Regions from separate parts of the Homo sapiens genome. Here region 1 is linked to region 2. Evidence: read pairs that join two places in POLR2A ChIA-PET (ENCODE). Cell type or tissue: OCI-LY7. All regions are shown on one strand. Each heading gives the region's core, and the rest is flanking DNA. Links, peaks and the distances in the headings are about the cores only. Region 1 has its middle 49 kb from the start of MIR4453. Region 2 overlaps TMEM154 (transmembrane protein 154).

What was found. ChIA-PET counts read pairs that join two places held together with the same protein. Peaks named below come from ENCODE experiments on the same cell type or tissue, not always from the same donor. Only the 100,000 strongest peaks of a DNase experiment are listed, where the experiment ranks them.
Region 1: POLR2A ChIA-PET joins it to region 2 with 5 read pairs; 7 of 35 experiments call an interaction of 5 or more read pairs at or near these places.

The regions. Positions count from the first base shown.
Region 1 is chr4:152,582,387-152,587,771 of GRCh38, forward strand. No RefSeq gene overlaps it. Among named protein-coding and RNA genes, the nearest start is that of MIR4453, 49 kb to the left of the region's middle. In OCI-LY7, for the core only: no CTCF peak of the experiment used is centred there; a DNase peak (open chromatin) is centred at 2,735; H3K4me3 peaks cover 485 bases.
Region 2 is chr4:152,632,120-152,637,504 of GRCh38, forward strand. The region is part of intron 6 of TMEM154 (transmembrane protein 154); the gene reads right to left. Among named protein-coding and RNA genes, the nearest start is that of TMEM154, 45 kb to the right of the region's middle. In OCI-LY7, for the core only: no CTCF peak of the experiment used is centred there; no DNase peak of the experiment used is centred there; H3K27ac peaks cover 491 bases.

The DNA of each region.
Region 1 (5,385 bases), core at 136-5,135, 50 kb before region 2:
ATAAGTTCATTTATTCTTATTCTTTCCAGGAATGAAGGCTCCTACAGGATATTAGACATTTTGCTTAACTTTCAGACTTGTGCTGTCAGGGAGATTTTACTTGTAAACTAAACTTTATACACAATTGAACCAAACAGAGCATTTACAACCACAGTGAATTCACAATAGCAAAGATATGGAATCAAGCTAAATGCCCATCAAGGGTGGAGTAGATAAAGAAAATTTGGTACATATACACCATGGAATACTACGCAGCCAGAAAAGAGAACAAGATCATATCCTTTGCAGCAACATGGATGGAGCTGGAGATCATTAACCTAAGTGAATCAATGCAGGAAGAGAAAACCAAATACTACATGTTCTCACCTGCCAGTGGAAGTTAAACACTGAGTGCACATGGACACAAAGAAAGGAACAATAGACACTGGAATCTACTTGAGGATGGAGGGTGAGAGGAGGGTGAGGATCGAACAACTACCTGTTGGGTGCTATGCTTATGACTTGGGAGATGAAAAAATCTGTACACCAAACCCCTGTGACACCAAAGTTACCTATATAACAAACCTGTATATGTACCCCGAATGTAAACAAAAGTTGGAAAGAACAAACAAACATAATAAATAAAACCACAGTGCCTTTCACTTTCTCCCTGGCTTTCATATGGCATCAGCTTTGACCACTCCATTACAGTTTCTCCTCTTGCGATGAGAGACGATCCCTCTCCACCTTCTCCAGACACTCTCCTGCCTGCTTTCCCGACCTCACGTTCCCCTGGCGCCCTTCCTGCTTCTTCAGCCATTCCTTCTCAGGCTCTTTTCCGGCTTCTCCTCCACAACATGGTCTTTAAATGTTGGGATTTTCCAGGCTCCAATCCAGGGCCCTCATTTATTCTCTCACAATATCCTCTCCCTAGGGCAGTTCATCTATTCTCCTCATTTTAATTACTTCCCCACCCTCCTCTCTAGGCTCATATACCCCACATATTCACACTACCCCTACTTATCAAACTGCCTACCTGCCATTTCCCTTGTTTTACTGAAGGTGGAAGATGCTGGTGGAAATAATCACAGAAGCATCATAGAGAAAGGCCATCTTTAAGAATTCAGAACTTTCCTCTGCCAGTGTTTATGGGAAGAGATAATGTCAATAACTGTTAAACAAGGCTGCTCTTGTTGAATTATCAGCAAAAATAAAGAAGTCATTTGATCTGACAAAATGAGTGACAAAAGGGGTATATCATCATGAAACGGGTTCTGATAAAATGTTCAAACATCTGGGATTCTCTCAGAGTTGGATATCCCTTCCTGGTTTATGAAAAATGCATTTTTAGAAAATACCTGGCTTGAATTCCTTCCATTTTGTTAATTTGGTAGGCAGTTCAAAATATCAAATAGTGTGAATTAGCCAGTCTATTCAAATGTTTCAGAAGGGAAGGAGTGTGCAGTAAGTGACATTATAGAACTAGAAAGCAAGATAATTTTATAATATTCCTTTAGATGTTTATTACTTTATTTAACTATACAAAACGTATGCAAATTCTTTATTATCTACCATAATGGCAAAGATGAACAGACATTTTTTTTTTTTTTGAGCCAAAATCTCACTCTGTCGCCCAGGCTTAAGTTCAGTGGCACAATCTCAGCTCACTGCAACTTCCACCTCTCAGGTTCCAGCAATTCTCCTGCCTCAGCCTCCTGAGTAGCTGGGATTACAGGTGTGTGCCACCATGCCCAGCTAATTTTTGTATTTGTAGTAGAGATGGGATTCCACCATGTTGGCCAGGCTGGTCTTGAACTCCTGGCCTCAGGTGATCCACCCACCTGGGCCTCCCAAAGTGCTGGGATTACAGGCGTGAGCCACTGTGCCTGGCCTAGAAGTATGTATTGATTTAAGTAATTACATGTGTATCTTTGGCTGCAGCATTATGTATAAGGGTTCTCTAGAGGGACAGAATTAATAGAATAGATGTATATATGAAGGGGAGTTTATTAAGGAGTATTGACTCACACGATCACAAGGTGAAGTCCCACAATAGACCATCTGCAAGCTGAGGAGTAAGGAAGCCAGTCTGAATCCCAAAACCTCACTGTAGGGATACCAACAGTGCAACCTTCAGTCTGTGGCCGAAGGCCCGAGAGCCCCGGCAAACCACTGGTCTAAGTCCAAGAGTCCAAAAGCTGAAGAACTTGGAGTCTGATGTTCAAGGGCAGGAAGCACCCAGTACAGAAGAAAGATGAAAGCCGGAAGACTCAGTAAGTCAACCTCTCCCACCTTCTTCTGCCTGCTTTATTCTAGCAGTGCTGGCAGCTAATTGGATGGTGCCCACCCACATTGAGGGTGGGTCTGCCTCTCCCAGTCTACTGACTCAAATGTTAATCTCCTTTGGCAACATCCTCACAGACATAACCAGGAACAATACTTTGCATCCTCAATCCGATCAAGGTGACACTTAGTATTAACCATCACACATTGTATCAGCATGTTTCAATTGATCAAAAAGGAAATAGCTCAAATATATAATCAGGTCTAAGGAGATCTGGGCTGAGTGACCAGGCAGGCCCTCCCAGAGGCCCTCAGTTTTTCTTTTAAATGGAATAATCCCCACATCAGAAGTGGCATTTTTGCCTGAGTGTGTGGGGTGGTGGGGAGACAGGGACTTGTTAAGATGCAAAGTTACCAACCCAAGGGAGCAAATATGCCCGTATTAGAAACAGAAACTGAGGAGAGCCGACACTGAGAAGGGTTGAATAGCAAAACCAGGGTGTTTATATCAGCCATGACTTCCGGGCAAGATAGGAGATTTTTTTTAAGATTGTACTAAAACTAGATGTTATAAACATCCTCTCTACTTCTATGAGAGCTTGTGGGGACAGCTCAACACAGAGCAAAGGATCAACTGAGAGAGAAAGAAAGAATTTCCTGGGTAACAGGCGGCCGCTGCAGGCACTTGCTGCGTGTGTATTGACAGAGGGAACACTTGCCTTCTGCTCCACACTCATACATATCTGGCTTACGACAGAAACACAGTTGACAAAGTTTCTGTTCTTAAAGGGAGTGCTTTGGGCAACTGCAGATGGGGAAAGAAAATTAACGAAGAGCCTTCATGCAAGGAAATGACCATTTTGGTGGTGACAGGCATGGATGAAGAACAGCATGGAGCCTAGAAGAGGATTCTGAATGAAAAATGTCTAGGGAAAGTAGACCCTGAGAGCCCAGCACAGACACAGTGACCCCTGTGAAATCTGGCTAAGAATCAAATTAAATCCTCAGTGAGGAGAGATTAAAGGTTAACACCGGAACTGCTCTATACATTTTTTATATTTTTAGTAGATATACATTTTGATTGGGTTAACTATTTGGTTAACTCTATATTGTTAGTTGTCAGAGTATGGATTCAATCAGTCTGAACTTATTTTTGAGCTGTATATAAAGCTCTGAGTTAAAAAAAATTTGGAGGCTTTGTTAAAGAAAGAAAGCTGTCCTTCATGAACCCCACTGCCAACTGCAATCCAGACTCCAGAGTGGACAGACCACCCTAGAGAGTGGTAAAACCAGGTAAGCAGCACCTCTTCAGGAACAGGGATGTGAGGAGGTTTATTCCTGCCTGCTCATACTTGTTTTACTTCATGCTTATAAGAATTGAGGTTAATGAACGTGACAGCTTCTGATTGTACAGTGAGAGGTTGAAGAAATAAGGAAAAGGACTAATAGAAGGTTCTTACTTTACCATCTGCCATAGTTTGGATGTTTGTCCGCTCTGGATCTCAAGTTGAAATGTGATCCCCAGTGCTGAAGGTGGGCCTAGAGGGAAGTTTTTGGAGCATGGGGGAGGATCCCTCATGAATGTCTTGGTGTCCTCCTCACAGTAATAAGTGAGTTCCTGCAAGATCTGATTGTTAAAGAGTCTAGGGTCCCTCCTACTTATTGCCTCCTTTTGCCATGTGATATTGTTAAAGAGTCTAGGGTCCCTCCTACTTTTTGCCTCCTTTTGCCATGTGATGTTGTTAAAGAGTCTGGGGTCCCTCCTACTTCTTACCTTCTTTTGCCATGTGACACACCTGCTCCCCCTTCACCTTCCACCATGAGTGGAAGCTTCCTGAGGCCCTCACCAGAAGCAATGCTGGTACCATGCTTGTACAGACTGCTGAACCAGAGCCAAATAAAACTCTTTTCTTTACAAATTACCCAGCCTCAGGTATACGTTTACAGCAATGCAAAATGGACTAACAGAACATTCGTACTGAGGAATGGGGTGTTGCTGTAAAGACATATGAAGATGTGGAAGCAGCTTTGAAACTGGGTAATGGGCAGAGGCTGGAAAACTTCTGAGGGCTCAGAAGAAGACAGGAAAGTTTGGAACTTCTTAGAGACTAGTTAAATGATTGTGACCAAAATACTGATAGAAACACGGACAATGAAAGCCAGGCTGAGCAGGTCTCAGATGGAAATGAGGAAGTTATTGGGAAACGGAGCAAAGGTCACCCTTGTTACACCCTAGCAAAGAACTTGGCTGCATTGTGCCTATGTTCTAGGGCTCTGTGGAAGGTTGAACTTGAGAGTGATGACCTAGGGTATCTGGTGCAGGAAATTTCTCAGCAGCAAAACATTGAACATGCTGAGTGGCTGCTTCTAACAACCTACCATCAGATATGGGAGCAAAGAAATGACTTAAAGTTGGAATTTATGTTTAAAAGGGAAGCAGAGCATAATGTTTGGAAAAATCACAACCTGGCCATATAGTGGAGAAGGAAAAAGCATTTCAGGACAGAAATACAAGTAGGGTAAGGAGCAACCACTTGCTAGAGAGATTTGCATGATTAAAAGGGAGTCAAGTGCTTATAGCCAAGAGGCCTAGAAGGCATTTCGGAAATCTCTGAGGTAGTCCCTCCCATCACAGACCTGGAGGCCTAGGAGGAAAGAATGGCTCCAGGGGCCAGGTCCATGGTCCCTTGCCCTGTGCAACCTTGGGACACTGCTCCCCCCATCCCCACTGGGGCTCAAACGATCCCAGGCACAGCTTGGGCTGTTACTTTGAAGAGTGCAAGTCACTGTAAGACTTGGCAACTTCCATGCAGTGTTAAGCCAGCAGGTGCACAGAATGTAACAGTGAAGGAGGCTCGGCAGTTTCTACCTAGATTTCAGAGCATATATGGGAAAGCCTGAGTGCCCAAGCAGAAGCCTGCCATAGGGGCAGAGCCTCCCAGAGAGACTCTACTTCCTGTTGCTCCTTTTTGCCATGTGATGCACCTGCTCCCCCTTTGCCTTCTGCCATGAGGCTCTTGCCACAAGCAATACTGGCTCCATGCTTTTACAGCCTGCAGAACTGTAAGCCAAATACTTTTTTCTTTATCAATTGCCCAGCCTCAGGTATTCCTTTATGGCAAT
Region 2 (5,385 bases), core at 291-5,290:
TCAAATATGATTTCTGACTTGTGTGTCATGCTTTCAAACTCGTTCCCTCCTTAAAGCTATATAATATTTTTCTATATTTTTTCTGGCTTTTTTTCTTTCTTTTTAACACTCAAACTCACCTGGAGTATATTTTAGTATAAAGCATGAGGTTGAGCTCTAAATTTCCCCCCAAATGTTAGTCAGTTGTCCCAAGACTATTTATTAAATAATGCACTTGCTATGAAATGTTAATTCTAGTTTGATTCCAAGTGTACACTGTTTTAATTGTTGATCAAGCATGACACGCTCCCTGTGAAGTCCCCACCCTTATTCCATCTTACAATTTCACTTTTTCCTTCTTTTAGAATTATCCTGGCTATTTGTAACCAGTTATTCTTCCAGATGAAATGTGCATAGGGATTTTTAAGATGACTGGGTTGAATTTAAGATGACCATTTTTACATGGTTGAGTCTTTCATCAGGAACACAGTATACCTCTCCATTCGTTTAAGTCTTTTATGTCCCACAATAAGAATCTGAACATTTTATATTATCACCTGCATTTTTTCAGTTAAGTTTATCCCTGGGTAGTTTACGTTTGTGCCATTTTTATGATATTACCAATGTTGGTGTGTGCTAACGAGTGGCTTTTTTAGCATAGTAGATAAGAGCCCTGGGTCAGTTGTCCTGAGTCTGAATCAGGGTTCACTTTCTTGCTATGTGACATTAGGCAAATTAACCTTTCTTAGCCGGAGTTTCTTATCTCATCTCACCTGCAAAACATACATAACATACCATGAGCTTTATTGTTTTGTAAACAATAAATGAGAAAATGCAGGTGAAATACCATACTCCAGGCCTGACACACAGACACATGAATGAATGTTAGTAATCCTTATTTTGCAGGTTTTACATAAGTAGCCAGTGTTTGTTGGTAAAACACTAGCATGAATATTGTTTCAAATATCCAAAGGCTTTCAGCAACCATGTTCCAAAACAAACTTTAAATTTCTAAGGAGAAGCATTTTGAAGGCTCACTGTGGGACACTGTCCATCAACAAGAACTTGTTTAACTTAAAGCACCAAAGAGGAAAAGAAGCTCAAGCTATGGTGCCCACTGCCACAGCTCTGTGGACCGTGAGCAACGGACAAAGCTCTGCTACTAGTTGCCTCGCCTGTGGGACATCAGGCCACTCCCAGAGTGTAGCAGCTCTTACTGGTGCTGGGATGGACATCAGGCATGTCAGTAAAGCAGCAAGCTGGGACCTGGCCTGCCACTTGTGCCTGGAGGCATTCTCTCCCAAATGCTCCTTCCTTTATTTAGTTAGATATGTTTCCTGCTGTCTTTTTGGCTATTTATTTTCTCTGTGGAATCATCAAATAAACCTAGACATTTTTAATTCTGAAAAGTCCTAGAGTTCTCTGTTAAAAAGATCTTAGCAAACTGTCACAGAATTGCAACACATCAAATAAGTGATCCCTTTTCAAACCTTTAGTTTGAAAGCAGTTTTGGTAACTTAACTATGATGGTAACATTAGCAAGCAATTTTTCTAGGAATGTTAGACAGATATTTTAAGAATGTGGGCCAAGTGTGGTGGCAAATGCCTGTAATCCTAGCAACTTGGGAGGCCAGGGCACTTGAGCCTCAAGGACCACTTGAGCCCATGAGTTCGAGACCAGCCTGGGGAACATAGTGAGACACTGTCTCTACAAAAAATTCAAAAATTAGCTGGGCATGGTGGCTCGTGTCAGTAGTCCCAGCTATTAAAAGTAATGGCAAAAACTGCAATTACTTTTGCACCAACCTTATACCTTATGTTTGGGTGGCTGAGGTGGGAGGGTTGCCTGAGACTGAGAAGGTTGAGGCTGTAGTGAGCTGAGATCACACCACTGCACTCTAGTCGTCTGGGCAAGAGAGTGAGACCCCATCTCAAAAAAAAAAAAAAAAAAAAAAAAAAGAAAGTGGAACACCTTTCCCAAAATCCTGTATAGTAACAGGCTGACAAATAAAACCAAATTTAATTGATTAGAAAGCATCATTGTATTGTTTTCTTTAAGAAGGCATGTAATGGGCATGCTACCAGTTAAATAAGGACTGATGCAACTGTAATACCTTGTTTCATAATTGCCCCTTTGTTGCAGTCAGGATTAGATAAGTCATCTTTGTTCTCCTGACCAGTCTATCTTGTAACAATCCCTCTTTATGACCACAGCTCATGTACTCTGTCTCCAAAGATGGCAATAAACCTATGTTAAAACTTTCTTGTGTTATGATGCTCTCTAACTCATTTTTGTGGGGAGTGCAGAGTTCAGTTTAGCATAAAGTCACATAACAATTAGATCAGGCTCCCTTTCTCTTCAATAGAATGTCCTTTCTCCTTCCTGCAAGAGGCCTGGTCTCAGGTGGAATGATTGAGGTAATGCATCTGGCTAACATCAGAGGCAAGCCTAGTCATGCACATAGATCATGCCCGTGTTGTGGATATAATCTGGGCCACTATTCAAGCAATGCTGTGGTTTTTAAAAGTAAGTACATCTTCTCTCATCCAACACATACATGCACACACACACGTGCGCACGTGCATCTGTGTTTTAATAATATTATTTGAGGTTATCATCCTGCAGGATTATAAACTGTTACTTTGTATCCCTCATAATATCAAGCTCAGATTTGAGAGAATCTGACACTTAATACTTGAATTACAGATGATCCCTGACTTACAGTGGTTAACTTACAATTTTTTTGACTTTACAATGGAGCAAAATTGATATGTATTCACTACACTCCTTGACTTATGATGGGGCTATCTCTAGATAAACATTATAATTTGAAAATATCATGCATTTTTGACTTCAGATTTTTTTACTTACAATGTGTCTCTCTGGACCTAACCCCACTGTAAGTCAAGAAGGATCTATATACGTTTAAATGACTTTGAGGGACTAAAGAAGAAAAGAGGAAAGCAGCCTCTGCACAAAGAAAAAAATTAGAAGTGGTCACAAAGATTTAACTGAGCAGACAGGCCAAAAAAAGCTCGCATAAAACTGCTGTTTTCTTGCAATTAATGGTTAAGTGTTGTCAATGACTGTGCTGAGTGACAGACACACCATTCACCGAGTACTTTCCTGTATTAGCCTCATGGTGGCTGGCTTTCTTGCTGCTGAGTGTTCTTCTTTTTCTAATCTATAATTTGTCTTTTAATTTATGAAATATCTCTTATTTTAACAAAATAATAAAAGAGAATGAAAATACATTTTTAAAAGAAACTTTTCTCTAGATTGAGCTTTATCAGCTACGAACCTGCCATGTGAACTTGAACAAGCCACTTAACCTCTCTGAGTTCTAAGTTTACTCAAATTATTTTATTTTTAACTGGTTGTTTTGACATGATGTAGACAGTGTCAGGCACATATTAAGTGCTCAATAAATGTCTTTTGAAAACCTACATCAAAAATTATACTTTCTCAAAAAATGACAAAGAGAAGGGATGAAACAGGAAGAAATCCACAAAATTCTCTATTAAACTAACCTAAATTTTTCCTGAAAAATAGTGAAGCAACTCCTTTTTATAATGACATCGAGCTCAGAAACATAAACTATAGAATAAACAGTAGAATTATTATAAGAACAGATATACTGTCACTCTCTCTTAGTTAATTTCTTAGGCACTAGCATATAGAAAATGTGATGTAAATGTCTTACTATTGCTGTAATTATTACTGTATTTTCAAAATTATAAATCCACTTGAGCAGAACCACATCTAATTCTTTCCCTAATCTTTCCCTATGTTGCTGCTTAATGTAAAATCATCCCTGTGGTCAAGAGATATAAGAGGAAAGAAGACAGGCATTTGGCTAATATTTGCGATTCCTTGTCTGTGGTTATTCATCTGAGATTGCAGAGACAGAAACACGAAGCTTTCAGGAAACCGTCTAACTACAAATGCCTCCAGAAGAAGGAAGAGGCTGGCTAGATTGGAAGAGTCATGATAAAAGGGACTTTTTCTTGTTTGCACCACTATCTAGTGGCATTTGGGAGGGTGTTGTGAGTGTGGGGTTAGGCAATAAGGGAGTGTGTTTTCTACACAGAAGTTAAAACAATAATAAAACCAACCAAAAGGATCTGTTTTCTGTCGTTACCATGTGTTGGCAATGCTTAACCAGATCAGGGATGAAATTCTCTTCAACTTGAGGGCAGACCCCTCCTAGCACCCTCCTCCCACTGACACTTTGCCCCTGGGCAGTGCCAGGCACATAGCAGGTATGAATCACGGAAAAGATGCTAAGATGGAAAATAAGAATATGAAACACTCCCCTCCCCCATGATTCCTTTGTTGCTTTTCCTATTGATTTCTTTCAAACATGAAAACCATAGTGTCCACTTCTCATAGTATTTTGTACATCTCTGGTCCTTATTAAAATCCTGTGCTGTCTTTCGGATTCCATAGCTCAGGAAGAATATCCATTCAATGAGGACAGAGGAAAGTAATGAACAAGACTGGCCAATGAGACAAGGATAAAGTTCTGAAAGGCCTGAGATTACAGACCCTAACAAGACAAGCTTGAAGAGTTGAAGTCTTTGCACACAATGTGGTATATTCAGTGTAGGATGGTTATCAGATTGACTCCCTTTTCCCAGAAGCATGGTGGTCGTAGGTTCTATGGACTTAATAGATAACAGAGGTTCTATGTCAGGCATGTCTTTCTAGCATCAAGGAAAGTGGAACCCTGTAAATGAATTCCAGAAGGCTTTGTTTATCAGGAGAAAGGAGAAGTGTGTCTTCCACTAAATTCAATTTTTAATGACTGTTACATACTTTCTGAAGCATTAAATTCACCTGTATACTACTTCAATGACAGAGGAAGAATCATGCACAAGGTAAAAGCCAATGGAAAACTTTGGGTGATAATGGTGTGTCAATGTAGGTTGATTGATTGTGATAAATGTAGAACTCTGATGGGGGACGTTGATAATGGGGGAGGCTGTGCATGTGTGAGGGCAGAGGGTATATGGGAACTCTGTATTTTCTGCTCAATTTTGCTGTAAACCTAAAACTGCCCTAAAAATAATCTTTTAAAATCCCAGTGTGGGAGGGGGAAGAACAATTGCCACTGCATAAGAATAATTAGTTTCACTTGCGTGGTGCTTTAAAACTTAGCTACTGCCGGGTGCGGTGTCTCACGCCTGTAATCCCAGCGCTTTGGGAGGCTGAGGTGGATGGATCACCTGAGGTCAGGAGTTCAAGGCCAGCCTGACCAATGTGGTGAAACCCCATTTCTATTAAAAATACAAAATTAGCCAGGCGTGGTGGTGGGTACCTGTAATCCCAGCTACTTGGGAGGCTGAGGCAGGAGAACTGCTTGAACCCAGGAGGCAGAGGCTGCAGTTAGCCAAGATTGCACC